2 separate regions of the Homo sapiens genome follow, and region 2 is linked to region 1. A link is a contact called in ENCODE Hi-C or POLR2A ChIA-PET data. All regions are on one chromosome and are shown on one strand. Each heading gives the region's core, a stretch centred on a gene start or an enhancer-like site at or near the end of the contact. The rest is flanking DNA. Distances are from core to core; before and after follow the strand shown. Region 1 holds the start of BCDIN3D (BCDIN3 domain containing RNA methyltransferase). Region 2 holds the start of DDN (dendrin).

Region 1 (6,193 bases), core at 3,656-6,155:
AAACAATGGGGAACAGATACTGATTCTTTCAATTATGTGCCTTGGACATTTTACCAAAAGCTCCTGCCAGGTTTTGCGGCTGCCTGATTGTTAAGGAATTAAGGAGAATGAACATAATTCTCAATATAAAACCCTTTCAATATCTTTCTTGGTCTTCTTGCCCTCCCATCTCACTGCTTCTGGAAACTTAATCTGTTCTTTTCTTTCCCTTTTTCTATCAGTGATTCAGGGATTGGATGAGTCTCTATGGTTTGTTTTGCCCTGAAGAGCAGAAGGCTTCTGTCCCAACTGGTGTTGCCAAAGCAACATATTAATTCCATGCCATGATCCTGGGTCAAGATCTGCACAATCTGATTGGGCATGTCACCTCGGATGGCAAGGGAGTGGAAGTGGTCAAAATCATGGAGTCCCAGCTTTCGGAGACGCCTTGCAGCTGCCCGGTAACACTTCCAGGGTTGGGGCTCCACAAGGAGGTAGTGGCAGAGGGAGGAAAGATGGGCCAGGAACTCCCATAGGCCATGGTCTCCATGATTCAGATGAATCCACATGGTTATTGACATGCAGAAGCCAATGTCAAAAACTGAACGTCCAAATTGGCTTAAGAAAGAGCTCAAGAGAACCTTCCGGGTCCTTTGATTCATGAAGTCCAGGGTGATAAAAGTCAAGGCATCAGGAAAAGGACATTCTTTTTCGGCTCGCTTCACCAGGACTGGATCTATGTCGCAGCAGAGGAGACGGAATTCTCTTGAGGCATCTGAGCAGGTTTCCCCGTCAGGTAGGGAGAGGAAGTGTTTGTATAGAGCCACACTCAGATCCTAGAGGAATCCAAAACAGCTTTGTCACTGCAGTTCTCAATCAGTGAATGGAAGAGAAATCTGTATCATTCTCCCACTGAGAATGCCACTTACCTCTGGCTGTATAGGATGTGAGGTTCCTAAACCATAACCTAAAGAGGTTGTGCAAAAATTTTCTACAGAGTAGGCTCTCAGTGCCCTCCAGGGGTCACATGCTGTAATGCATCATCCCCATATTTTCCTGACACTGATGATAGATTGGGTTGTATAGCTGAAAGTTACAGCCAAATGGATGCAGCAAAGGAACCTACAGCAGTATTTCCCAGCTTAAGTAATATGCTGATAAACTCACTCTTTTTCTGGGTATCTCAAGACCCCAGGGCGGAAGAAAGGGGTCCAGAGGCATAACCAGTGTCTCTTACCAGGAAAGTGAGGAATACAGCAAGCACAATCTTACAAAAACCTGCTTCTCAGACCCGCGGTGGGGGAAGTCTGGATTCCAAAGTCCTCATTCAGCCTTCACTAAAGCTTCAATTTTACTGTCTTAGGATTCACCACCTCCTTCTGAGACATTCTGCTTCTATAACCATCATTGCTAAAAGTCACTGCTAACAACCTTCTAGACAAGTCCAATGATTTGTGATTTTTACCACATTAGCACCTTTTTTACTCTTAAGTCACCATCTCCTTTCTCTAACTTTGAATTCTTTTTTTTTTTGAGACAAAGTCTGGTTCTGTCGGCCAGGCTGGAGTGCAATGGCGTGATCTCAGCAACCTCTGCCTCCCAGGTTCAAGCGATTCTCCTGCCTCAGCCTCCTAAGTAGCTGGGATTACAGGCATGCATCACCACACTCAGCTAATTTTTGTATTTTTATTAGAGACAGGGTTTCACCATGTTGGCCAGGCTGGTCTTTAACTGACCTCAAGTGATCCACCTGCCTCGGCCTCCCAAAGTGCTGGGACTATAGGAATGAGCCACTGCACCTGGCCTCTTTGATTTCTATAACCATTATAACTAACTCAAATTTGTGTTTTTCCACATAGTATTTTCAAGGCATTTTTCTGTTTACTACTTTGTTTGCTTGGTGTAACAAGCATGTGAGGAAAATATTTATTTATGCCTTTTCTGCAGGTGAAGAAAATGCACAATGGAAACCACCCAGATGTCCAGTGATAGTGGCATGGACAAATAAATGTGGTATAATCATGAAGATAGAATACTAAATAGCAGTTAAAAAATGAAGGCACCCAGCTTGGTGCACAACATGGATGATTCTCACAAATACATAATGTTGAGAAAAAAAGCAAGCCATAACAGAAAATATATGAAAAGCATCCATTTACATGAAGCTCAAAAATGGGTGAAATTAAAGTACATCATTCAGGGAAGAAAAACAGTACACTATAAAGAAAAGCAAGGAAACAACAGAAGGCTAGTTGTTACCTCTGGGTAGAGATAGAGGTTTATGAACAGGAAAAGGCATATAGGGGAAGTTGTGGGGTGCTGAAAATGTTTATTATTTATTTATTTATTTATTTTTGAGACAGGATCTTACTCTGTTTCCCAGGCTGGAGTACAGTGGTGTGATCACTGCAACCTTGACTTCCCAGGCTCCAGAGATCCTCCTACTTCAGCCTTATGAGTAGCTGGAACCACAGGTGCACACCACCATGCCCAGCTAATTTTTGTATTTTTGGTAGGGATGAGATTTTGCCATGTTGCCCAGGCTGATCTCAAACTCCCGAGCTCAAGCAATCCACCAGCGTCAGTCTCTGAAAATGCTGGGATTACAGCGTCAGCCACTGCACCCAGCAGTTTTTTGGGTTTTTTGTTGTTGTTTTATTTGAGACAGGGTCTCACTTCGTCACCCAGGCTGGGGTATGTGGCACAATCAAGGCTCACTGCAGCCTCGACCTCCTGGGTTCAAGCGATCCTCCTCCCTCAGCTCTCTAAGTAGCTGGGACTACAGATGCCCACCACCACACCTGGCTAATTTTTTTTAGAGATGGGGTTTTGCCATGTTGCCCAGGCTGGGAAAGGAGTTTTTAAAATTGAAAAAAAAAAGCACCCATAAATTATGGTACATCTATCCAATGAAACATTAGGAAGCTGCTAAAAAAAGAATGTGGTGATATAAATAATCTCAGAATTAAAAGCTACTAATAGTGTGTTACCATTTGTAAAACTAAAAGGGGGGTACTTATATGTACGTAAATGCTGGTATACACACAAGACTGATACCTAAGAAATTATAAACAGTAGTGCCACTGTGTGGGGGAAAAGGAGGATTTAGGGTTGGGAGTAGAGACTTACTTTTTAGTATATACCCCTTTGTAGTTTGAATTTTTTTGTTTTATCAAGCGCAAGCATTTTTTTTCCCTTTCCTGACTACAAAGATCCACAAGAAAAAGCATTTTTTAAAAACTGCAAAACAGAAAGCTCCATAAACGTACAGCCAGGTTTGGGAACCACTACCCTAGTTAGCTGCCAACTATGTCTTTACCTCTCATGTGTATACTACTCTCAACTTTAAAATCTCTGGTGGTTTCCTAATGCCTTTCGTGAAATCCCAAGCCTTAACCTCAGTCTCTCTTTTCCATTGTTTTTACCCTCTGACTTCCCGTATCATCACAGCGGAGAAATTTTGCAGGGGACACAGGACATCAACCCATCTCCTCATTCCAGTCTTTGAGACTGTATCCAAATGTCCCCTTCCTACTATCATCTGAGTCCCACAAGGTCTGAAGTCGTCCCCCAAAGTCTCTTCTGTAAAAGGACAGCAACGTAACAGAATTGTCCCCCGCCCTCCAGATGCTGGACTGGAGTGATGGAGGGAGCGCAGAGAGGGTACTAACTTTTGAAGCATTTGCCGTGGTAAGTTCAGACTGCCTGCTAGTGTAGAATATCCCAGTGGCTACAAATAGGTGTGGGAGAGACATTTCCTTATTTTGCATGTGGTTTGATTATAATCATATGCCTAAGAATAGTTTGCAGCAAGAAGAGTGGCAGTGCCGCCCTTCTCCATTCCCTTGGGCAAAATGCTTTATTTGCTTCTCGATCCTCTCCACTGTACTCTGTCAACTCACTGTTTTGTTTTGTTTTTGAGACGGAGTCTCGCTCTGTCGCCCAGGCTGGAGTGCAGTGGCACTAGCTCGGCTCACTGCAAGCTCCGCCTCCCGGGTTCACGCCATTCTCCTGCCTCAGCCTCCGGAGTAGCTGGACTACAGGCGCCCGCCACCACGACCGGCTAATTTTTTGTATTTTTAGTAGAGACGGGGTTTCACCGTGTTAGCCAGGATGGTCTCGATCTCGTGACCTTGTGATCCACCCGCCTCGGCCTCCGAAAGTGCTGGGATTACAGGCGTGAGCCAGCGCGCCCGGCCTACTCACTTTTTTTGAAATAAACATGCAGGTCCCAGGGTCTGTCCTGCACTGTATAGCACACATGAGTCTCAATATCAGGCATGATTCTGTCACCCTTGGCTCTTCTCTCCCAGTAAACCAAACCTAACCCCATGTTCCCAAACGTGTGTCTCTGGAAGCCCCCTCTCCCCAGCCAAAGCGCCAGGCACGCTGGACAGAGGCCACCCTAGATACAAGGACCGTTCCCACCTGGGGTCTGGCCCTGAAAGAAAAGTGGGAACGTAGTCGACAAGGACTCCTCTCCAAGAGAGATTCCTAAGACAGATGGTGGAACCCTGGCGGGCAGGCAGCAGCGGCACTGGCTCAGTCAAAGCCACGCTTTATACTCGTTTTGGGAAAGTTTCGATGGGTGTTAGCCCAGGCCAGAACCACAGTGGATGTGTAGGCAGCCAACCACTTGGCTCCGGATGCTCCAATCCCTCCCCTGTCACTCACCCCGGAGTTACACCCCACGTCGAGCCCCAGAATCGGCCCGTTCTCGGGACTCTCAGGAAAGAGCTGTCGAAGCAGCTCCGGGGGCAGGAGGCGGAGCCGTTGCTCCGGAGGGTGGAAGCGAGAATAATGAGGAAAATTTCCGAACGGGGCGGCGCCAGGTGCCAGAACTCGCGATTCCTCTTCCGCTGCGGTCTCCTTAACACTCCCTCCATCCAGTTCCGTGGGCACCGCCATTAGCCTCAACACAGCCTCTGGGCCGTGGCGGAACCGGAAGCCGGGAACCTGCTGTCGGCGTGGGCGGTGGCGGTGCCAGCGCGCGTGCGTCGAACGGCTAGGGCGGGTGGCTAGAATTCTGCGGTGAATCAGAAAAGCTGTCCTGATTTCCTCTCGCTGTATACCTGGAGCCGGCGAGCGCCTGGGGCTTGCCTTGTATTATTGAACCCTCATCACAACACTGGGAGGGGATTAGCAATATCATCCACGTTTTACAGGGATGAAACAAACTCTGAGGGCTAAGTGTCTTGGCCAAGCTGACATAGTTTGAAACTTGGGCTACTTGACCCAGAACAAGTATACTAGTTTGTTGGGATCTTGGAAATCAATTTTAGTCCAATTTCCTTTCTTTATAAATGCAAAAAGTGAGACCGAGAGAACTTACTTGTCTGGGGTCATACATTGAATCTGTGACTCAAAAACTTCCACCCGGTTCAGGAAAGGGTAGCCAGGAGGTGCAGGTCACTTGCGAAGCCAGCCGACTCAGCCCTGTCCCCCAGGGGCAACTGTAGACCATGAGCTCCTTGAGAGGCAAGGACCGTGCCTTAAGAGCCAGCACTTAAAGAGTGCTTACCAGGCACCAGACACCCTTGTAAGCTCCTTAGTCAATCCTCTCACCCCGTGAGAAAATGACCGTATTATTATTCTTTTTATATAGATGAGGACACTGGAGTAAAACAAAGTAACTTGTCCAAGATCCCACAGTTAGAAATGATGGTACTAGGATTCGAACCCAGGGAGTTTGGATCCAGAGGATGTGCTTGCAACGGTGTGTTATTCTCAGCCTTGAGTCTCCTATACTTAACATGGGCCTGGCACAAAGATGCTCAACAAATGTTGTTGAATGAAAACTCAATAGAGAATACAATAAGGCCAGATCTGTTTGGGGAAACTTTAAATGGAAGGGAGAAAGGATGCCAACTGAAGCAGACATAGTGGAATGGAGTTGGGCAAGATGTGACTCAGAGATTGGAAATAACAGAGCTGATAAGGAGAGGAACTGAAGGGTCAACCTAGGTAGCAGGTTCCAGTCAAAAGCCAGGATGGCCCAGAATATCCGTCAGGGTCAACCAAGCATCAGCAGAGTTGTGCAGGACCCCCAACCCCACCCCTGCACCTGGCCCACCCATCTTAAAGGGGTATCCTGCTCCATGAGGCTGGCAGTTCGGTAAACTTCTTATAAGGCACTGGAGCATGACTCCTGCAAACAGTACCATCAGGAGTTAAAATAAGCGCTGTTTTCCTCTCAGTTTTTACTTTATATTTT
Region 2 (6,059 bases), core at 2,034-4,533, 840 kb before region 1:
GTCCTTTCCAAAGATCTCAAAATGTCAGAGACGGAAGGATGGACCTTAGAATACCATCATTTTATATACCAGGAGGCCTGGAGGCCTGGAGAGGGAAAGTGACTGGCCTCAGTCAACCAGCAACTCAGTGGCAGAGTTGGGATTGAAATCCAAGACTTGTGACACCAAGGTGAGCCCTCCTTCTGCTTTGTTGGTTGTTGCTGGACCTATGCCTCTTCTCCCAAGAACCCCTCTGTCATCTGATCACTCTGTCACCAGGTCCAAAGCCTCTCCTTCACTTTTTCCCTCCTCCTCAGAGGCCCTACCCTACCCTGCCCTCCTATGGCTGCCACCATCCCTGCCCTCCTGCCTGATCCTGGTTAGGCCTCTCTGCTCAGCTCCACACCCAGTGCATCAGCCCCTGCGAAGAGCTCACCCTTGTGCCCTGAACATAACAGACATTAATTAAATCTGCTCATTCTCACCTCTCCTGAAACAAAATCATTAATGGGCATATGCTTCCCTTCCTTTCATTTATATTTCAAGGATGAGAACAGGTATGGGTAAAGATACAAGGAAAAGAGAAGCAAAGGAAGTCTGTGGGGAAGAATGGGGACCAGTGGACCCAAGGATGGATGCGTTGGGGACACAAATACAAGAAGGGGCCTCTCACTGCCTCTTCCTATTTCCCTGTTGGGTCCCTCTGATGTCCCTCACCCCGAAGAGGACCTCCTCGGTTTGGCTTATGACATCTAGGATCTCCCCGACACTGTCGCTCAGTTCCGCTGTCTTCCCATCTTCCTCTGGCGAACTGTTTCCAACCTCGGGCAGGGTCCTCTCATTCCGCCAGGAGGCGCCCGGGGCTTCTGTGTCGCTTCCATCAGAGGAGCCGCTATGGACGCTGAGCTCCTCAGCTTCGTCCGTGTCCGAGTCAGGGGCTGTGTGGCGGCGGATACGGGACACGGCTTCTCGCAGGGCCCCGGCGTAGGGCCCTGGGGTCCGCGCCCAGCCCCGGCCGGCGCGCCGCTGGACCACCGCCACTTCCGACCCCTCGGCTCTGCCCTGGGCTCCCGAAGCTGCTGGGCCTAAGGCTTGGTGCTCTGGGCTACCTGGCTGCGTGGGGGCGTCCCGCAGGTTTACTTCGGGGGCCGGGAGCCCCAAGATGCGGAAAGTGCGCTCCTCCAGTGTGGAGTCCCCCGGCCTCCCGCCCTCAGCTTCGCCCCCGCGGCCCCCGCCGGGCTGGTGTAAAAGGCGACTGCTCGACAGCCGCTTTTGACAAGGGGAAGGAAAGACCGTGGCCCCTTCACCCTCCTCCTTGCCGGGCTTCGATTGGCTGGGGGAATCCCCCACCACGCGTGTCACCCCAGAGGGCAAAAGCTGCACCTGCTGGGTTCGGGGGGTTGGAACATATTGGGATCGTATCACTACGCACGTGGCGTCAATGACAAAGACGCCTTCCCCACGGGACAGGCCCTGGGAACTGCGGGGCAAGGTGTGGGCACGGCGGGTCGCCTTCCAACCCTCCAGGGTCTCCGGTCCTGCCCCCTCTCCAAGACCCAGAGATTCTCTCCATCCGGTGCCTCCGGGAGCCCAGGGTCTGGGGAGTGTCTGGCTATGGCGGGGCGGCTGCTTTTTAGGGGAGGGAATCCAGCATTTGGGAAACCAGATCTGTTCTCCTTCTTTCCCTTCCCTCGAGCCCTTGAGGTGGTGCCTGGATCTGGGAGCGGGATGCGGGGCACAGGGAGCCGCAGTTGCAGACCCCGCAGGAGCTATCTCGGTGCCTGCGCTCCCTGTAGCTTTGGCTTGGGGATGGCTGTCGCTACCACTGTTCAGGTCAGCAGCAGCCAGCCCCAGGCTTTTCTCCACGACCCCCTTGCCGGGCTCTGGCCTTGCTCTGGCCGCTCCACAGCCTGGGGATCCCCCCAAGAGACCTTGCCCCTGTCGGAGACCCCAAGCCCCGAGGACGTCCCGGTAGATCCGAGGATCCAGCCTCTTCTTTGTGCGCCCTCCGTCTGTCCTGGCTGGAGTCGCAGCTGGGGCTGATGAAGTGGGCACCTGAGAGTTCCCGGGGCCTCTCTTAGTCCCCAAGGTCCTATGGGGGCCTTCGTAAGAAGGTGGAGCCACGTAGGGTGGCGGCCGGTCCCAGCGGCGTCGTGGGGCGGTCCCGGCAGAACCTCTCAGCAGCAGGTGAGCCTCGTAGCTTGGGGGCCCGGGCCGCCGACCTCCCCAGGGCCCCGCCCACGCCGACCCTGGGTCGCTCTGCGGCTGCGCGGATGGACGGGGCGCTCGCCCCACAGGCGCCAGGCGCTCCGGCCGCAAGGGAGCAGGGAGCCCTGCCAGCTGGGCCACCCGAGGGGCGTTGCGGGGCTCCGGGCGGGGTCGACCCGGGGGGCTCCGTCGGGCCCCACCAGCCTTGCGCCTTTTTCGCTCGGTCTCCTTGGCCTCCCGCTCCTGCGACGCCGCTTTCCTTTTCTCTTGCTCCCGAGCTCGGACCTCGGCCAGGGGCCCCGCCCGCCAGTTGGTCGCCTCCTGCAGCACCCTGGAGGCCCAGGGCCGGCGGGGCGGCGGCTGTGGGGATCCCGGGCGCGGCCCACACCTGGGACAATGAGCAGGAACCCAGGTGAGCAGTTTGTGGGGGAAGGGAGCCGAGGTCCGGGGAGCTGGGAGCACTGGAGACCACTTGGGGCAGCCATGTGAAGGGGTGTGTGTGAGTGTGTGCGCGTGTGCACGTGCGTATATGTTAGGACTGAAGTCGAAGCGGGACTCCTCGCCATCTCTCCATGCACACTTTAACAGCGTCTGCCCCATCTCACCTCCTGCCCTTTCTCACACCCACTTCTGTTCCCCCAAACAACGGGATGAGTCAGGCCCCAGCCCTCGGGAGCGGGCAGAGGTGGAAGGCGTGGGAAAGAGAAGGGGGACCAGCAGTGCTCGCTGGTGCCTGCGGGGAGGTCCGGACCCCACTCCCCGCCCCACCACTCTCTTCCCCTCACCCCTGCTTCACTCACGTGCGGTTCTGGAACCCGCGAGCCCAGTGGCTGGCCTGGAAGTCCATGGGCTGTCGAGAAGGGGCGCGGCGACTATAATGACAGGAAATAGTCTTCACTTCTATCACCAATAGCTTGGACTTCTGCACCCAGAGGCAGCTGCCAGACTCCTCATCCTGGAGCTCCCGGGGGCTGTCAGGCCCCTCGGAGAACAGTGGGCCATCCAGCATCCTGCCCCACCCCACCCCGGCCCCCCACCCTCCCACCCGCCCCAGGAGCCCCCTCCCAGCCCAGGGAGCCGGCGCCCACTGCAGAGCCGCGGGCCCGGGGACTGGGAACTATATATACCCGGGCACACGTGTGTGTGCCTGTCTCTGTGTGTGCGCGCGCATGTGACACCGCGCGGACTGCTCCGCGCTGCTACCTCCCCCATGTGCACGGCCGCCCCCTGGGGCCCGGGATTGGACGCCCCTTCCCACTGCTGTTGTCCCCCAAGCCTGATGGGATCGCACGAGTGGGCGGGGGAGGGACTTATGATTCTTGCCAAGCTGACAGTGCCCCCTCCCCCGCCCCTATTTCTTCAACCTTCCTGCCGTTTTAACCCTTTACTCTCCTGCTTGTCAGGTTGCCTGACCACCAGGGTTCTGCCCCTGGCTTCCTGCCTCAGATTTCAGTTTCCCCAACATAGAGTGATGAGATTGGAACTCAAGGTCTCTGCCTGCCACTCTGCTGGTTTCCATGGGGCTGGGGTGCAGGAGGGGCTGGCCCACGGCTGGGGGGCTATTTTTAGCGGCAGTGGCTGTTCGGGTGCAGAGATGAGATGAGTAACCAGCTCCCATGCGGTGGAGAGAGGAGGCGGTGGCTTTTACCAAGCTTTTGTGCGACTCTGAGGGAGAGCTGCCTTCCCTAAGCTCAAAAAGGGTGACCCCTACACCCGTATCTCCTTGTCAGCTCAGTGCTGCAGCCTAGGACTGCTGGTACAGCAGGACACAGGCGTCTGCCTTGGCCACCCAAGCTGCCCTACCAGTTCCATTCTACATGTTTGTCCTTGGGCAGCCAGGGAGCCCTCCCACAGCAGCAGGCTTTCACCTCCAATCCAGAAGCCAGGATTTGGGGGTTATATTGTTCTGTGCCCACACAGCCTGCCCAGCTTTATGGAGGACAGAGTAAGTGCTTATGCACTCTCACCCTTCCAGAGGGGGATGGAGGAGAAATGATGTGTTTGCTTGGCAAAACTAATCCCCTAGCAACTGAAATGATAAAAGTGGCCTTTATTTTTTTCAATGTAGAACTCCCCCTCACCACCACCACAATGCCTAGTTCACTCAGTCCCCACCTTAAGTGGTGCTCCAGATGCTCACCTTTTGGGCTGCCTCTGTCCTGGGGGGCTGTTGCTTATATCCACATGATCCCTCCTCCTAAGCTTATACCAGGTGTCCCCTGATTCACCATGGTAATGTTAGTGGCAGCACAGCCCACGCCAACCCTTCCATGCAGAGACTTAGCAACCATGCCTGGCAACCATGGCAGCAGCTTCAGTGGAGGGGAGCAGTGCAGAGAGAGGGGAGAGTGTGTGGGGCATGGTTCCTCGGGAAGAAGGGATAATTTGCCTCTCTGGAGAGGAATAGGTAAGAATAGAAGCTTGTGAGTCTCCCAAATTTCATCCCTTGTCTCTCCCTCAGCTTCATCCTCACACTGAGACGGATAGGTTGGGTTTTAGAGGGAAATGGGAGAAGCAAGAGTTCCCAATTAGTTTTCCACTAATGTACATGGAGCCCTTTGGGTCCAGACCCTTCCTTTTAAGGGGATGGGGAACAACCAGAAAGGTTGTGGGGCAGAGACTGACAGACTGAGAAACAACTCAACAAAACCAGGTCTCTGCTCCCTAACACAAACCTTTAGAGAGAACGCAAACATCCCGTCCCATCCACCCTACCCCCCTTGATTCCACACACCTGCCAGCTGCACTGATGACTTGACTCGAAGATGCTTCCTTCCACCCTAGGTCCCACTAGAGTCCTGAGGCTTTTTAAAGCCCTTGCCTCCTCCCTAGGCAAATCTTCCTTAATGAGGGAATGTGACATAAGGGGCCATCTGTCCTTTCCACCATGTGCTTACCCTCCTGACACATAAACATACTCTAATTCTAATAACTTGGAAGCCTTCCTCCCCCAAGGTTGAGAATGTGCTGTGAGAGCTGTAAAGGGGTGAAGGCAGAAGCAGGGGCTCCTCCACAGCCATGATGCAACACTGAAAGCTGAGCTCTGATGAGGGCCACCTTCTTTTTTTAAAATAAGCTTCCTCAGGTCGAATCTGATGAGGGCCTTGATGCTTTTCCCTGTGTTCCATCAGGAGAACCCAGTATGCCCTGGCTGGAGGGTTATCAGAGGGGTTAGGCACTGTGGGGCAGGGGCAAGGAATGACTCCGAAATTGCTCCTGGCTTGGATGGGAAACTGTATCATACCTGCAAGGCTGGGGTGAGCTGGCACCCAAATTTAGCTCATACTCCAGTCTAGCAGTTCTTCTGATGTTGGGTGCTGACTGCTGTTTGGGTCTACATGCTTTCAATACAGGGAATGGATCTGATGGAGTGACCACTGCCCTGCTGTTCTCCCACCATCCAGCTCATTCTCACCTTGGAAGAGGCAAGGGATTTGTAGGTTTAAAGATAGTGCTGGCCGGGTGCGGTGGCTCATGCCTGTAATCCCAGCACTTTGGGAGGCTGAGGCAGGTAGATCACAAGGTCAGGAGTTCGAGACCAGCCTGGCCAATATGGGTGAAACTCCGTCTTTACTAAAAAATACAAAAATTAGCTGGGCGTGGTGGCGCGCGCCTGTAGTCCCAGCTACTCAGGAGGCTGAGGCAGGAGAATCACTTGAACCCGGGAGACGGAGGTTGCAGTGAGCTGAGATTGCGCCATTGCACTCCAACCTGGGCAACAGAGTGAGATTCCATCTCAAAAAAAAAAAAAAAAAAAAAAAAAAAGATAGTGCCAACTCAGCAAAAGCCAAACAGTCCAACCTTCCCCAACTAAGAAAAGCTGATAATGGTGGCAGGATTCTCTGCCCAAAGGAGACCCTCAAGTCTGTCTA

The links. Hi-C counts contacts between places; a loop is a spot of excess contacts on that map. ChIA-PET counts read pairs that join two places held with the same protein, here RNA polymerase II (POLR2A). Pooled maps may share reads with other maps.
Region 2: a loop to region 1 is called in a map with no recorded cell type, with 4 times the contacts of the local background. The contact joins the promoter of DDN here to the promoter of BCDIN3D in region 1. A Hi-C loop is called at or near these places in 1 of 37 single-sample maps with no recorded cell type and 1 of 50 pooled maps. POLR2A ChIA-PET finds 5 or more read pairs at or near these places in 1 of 52 experiments (activated CD4-positive, alpha-beta T cell).

The regions. Positions count from the first base shown.
Region 1 is chr12:49,838,201-49,844,393 of GRCh38, forward strand. BCDIN3D (BCDIN3 domain containing RNA methyltransferase) reads right to left here and starts at 4,906. Exons shown (of 2, transcript NM_181708.3): 1 at 4,654-4,906; 2 at 1-815. The coding sequence starts at 4,887. The coding sequence ends at 171. It overlaps BCDIN3D-AS1 (BCDIN3D antisense RNA 1), which reads left to right. Exons shown (of 3, transcript NR_027501.1): 3 at 222-2,954. RefSeq lists enhancers at 4,249-4,618, 5,189-5,248.
Region 2 is chr12:48,996,092-49,002,150 of GRCh38, forward strand. It overlaps DDN (dendrin), which reads right to left and starts at 3,284. Exons shown (of 2, transcript NM_015086.2): 1 at 2,988-3,284; 2 at 1-2,575. The coding sequence starts at 3,196. The coding sequence ends at 649. It overlaps DDN-AS1 (DDN and PRKAG1 antisense RNA 1), which reads left to right and starts at 2,256. Exons shown (of 2, transcript NR_147179.1): 1 at 2,256-2,599. RefSeq lists silencers at 876-1,265, 1,466-1,555, 2,106-2,565, 3,215-3,509 and enhancers at 1,916-1,985, 3,655-3,949.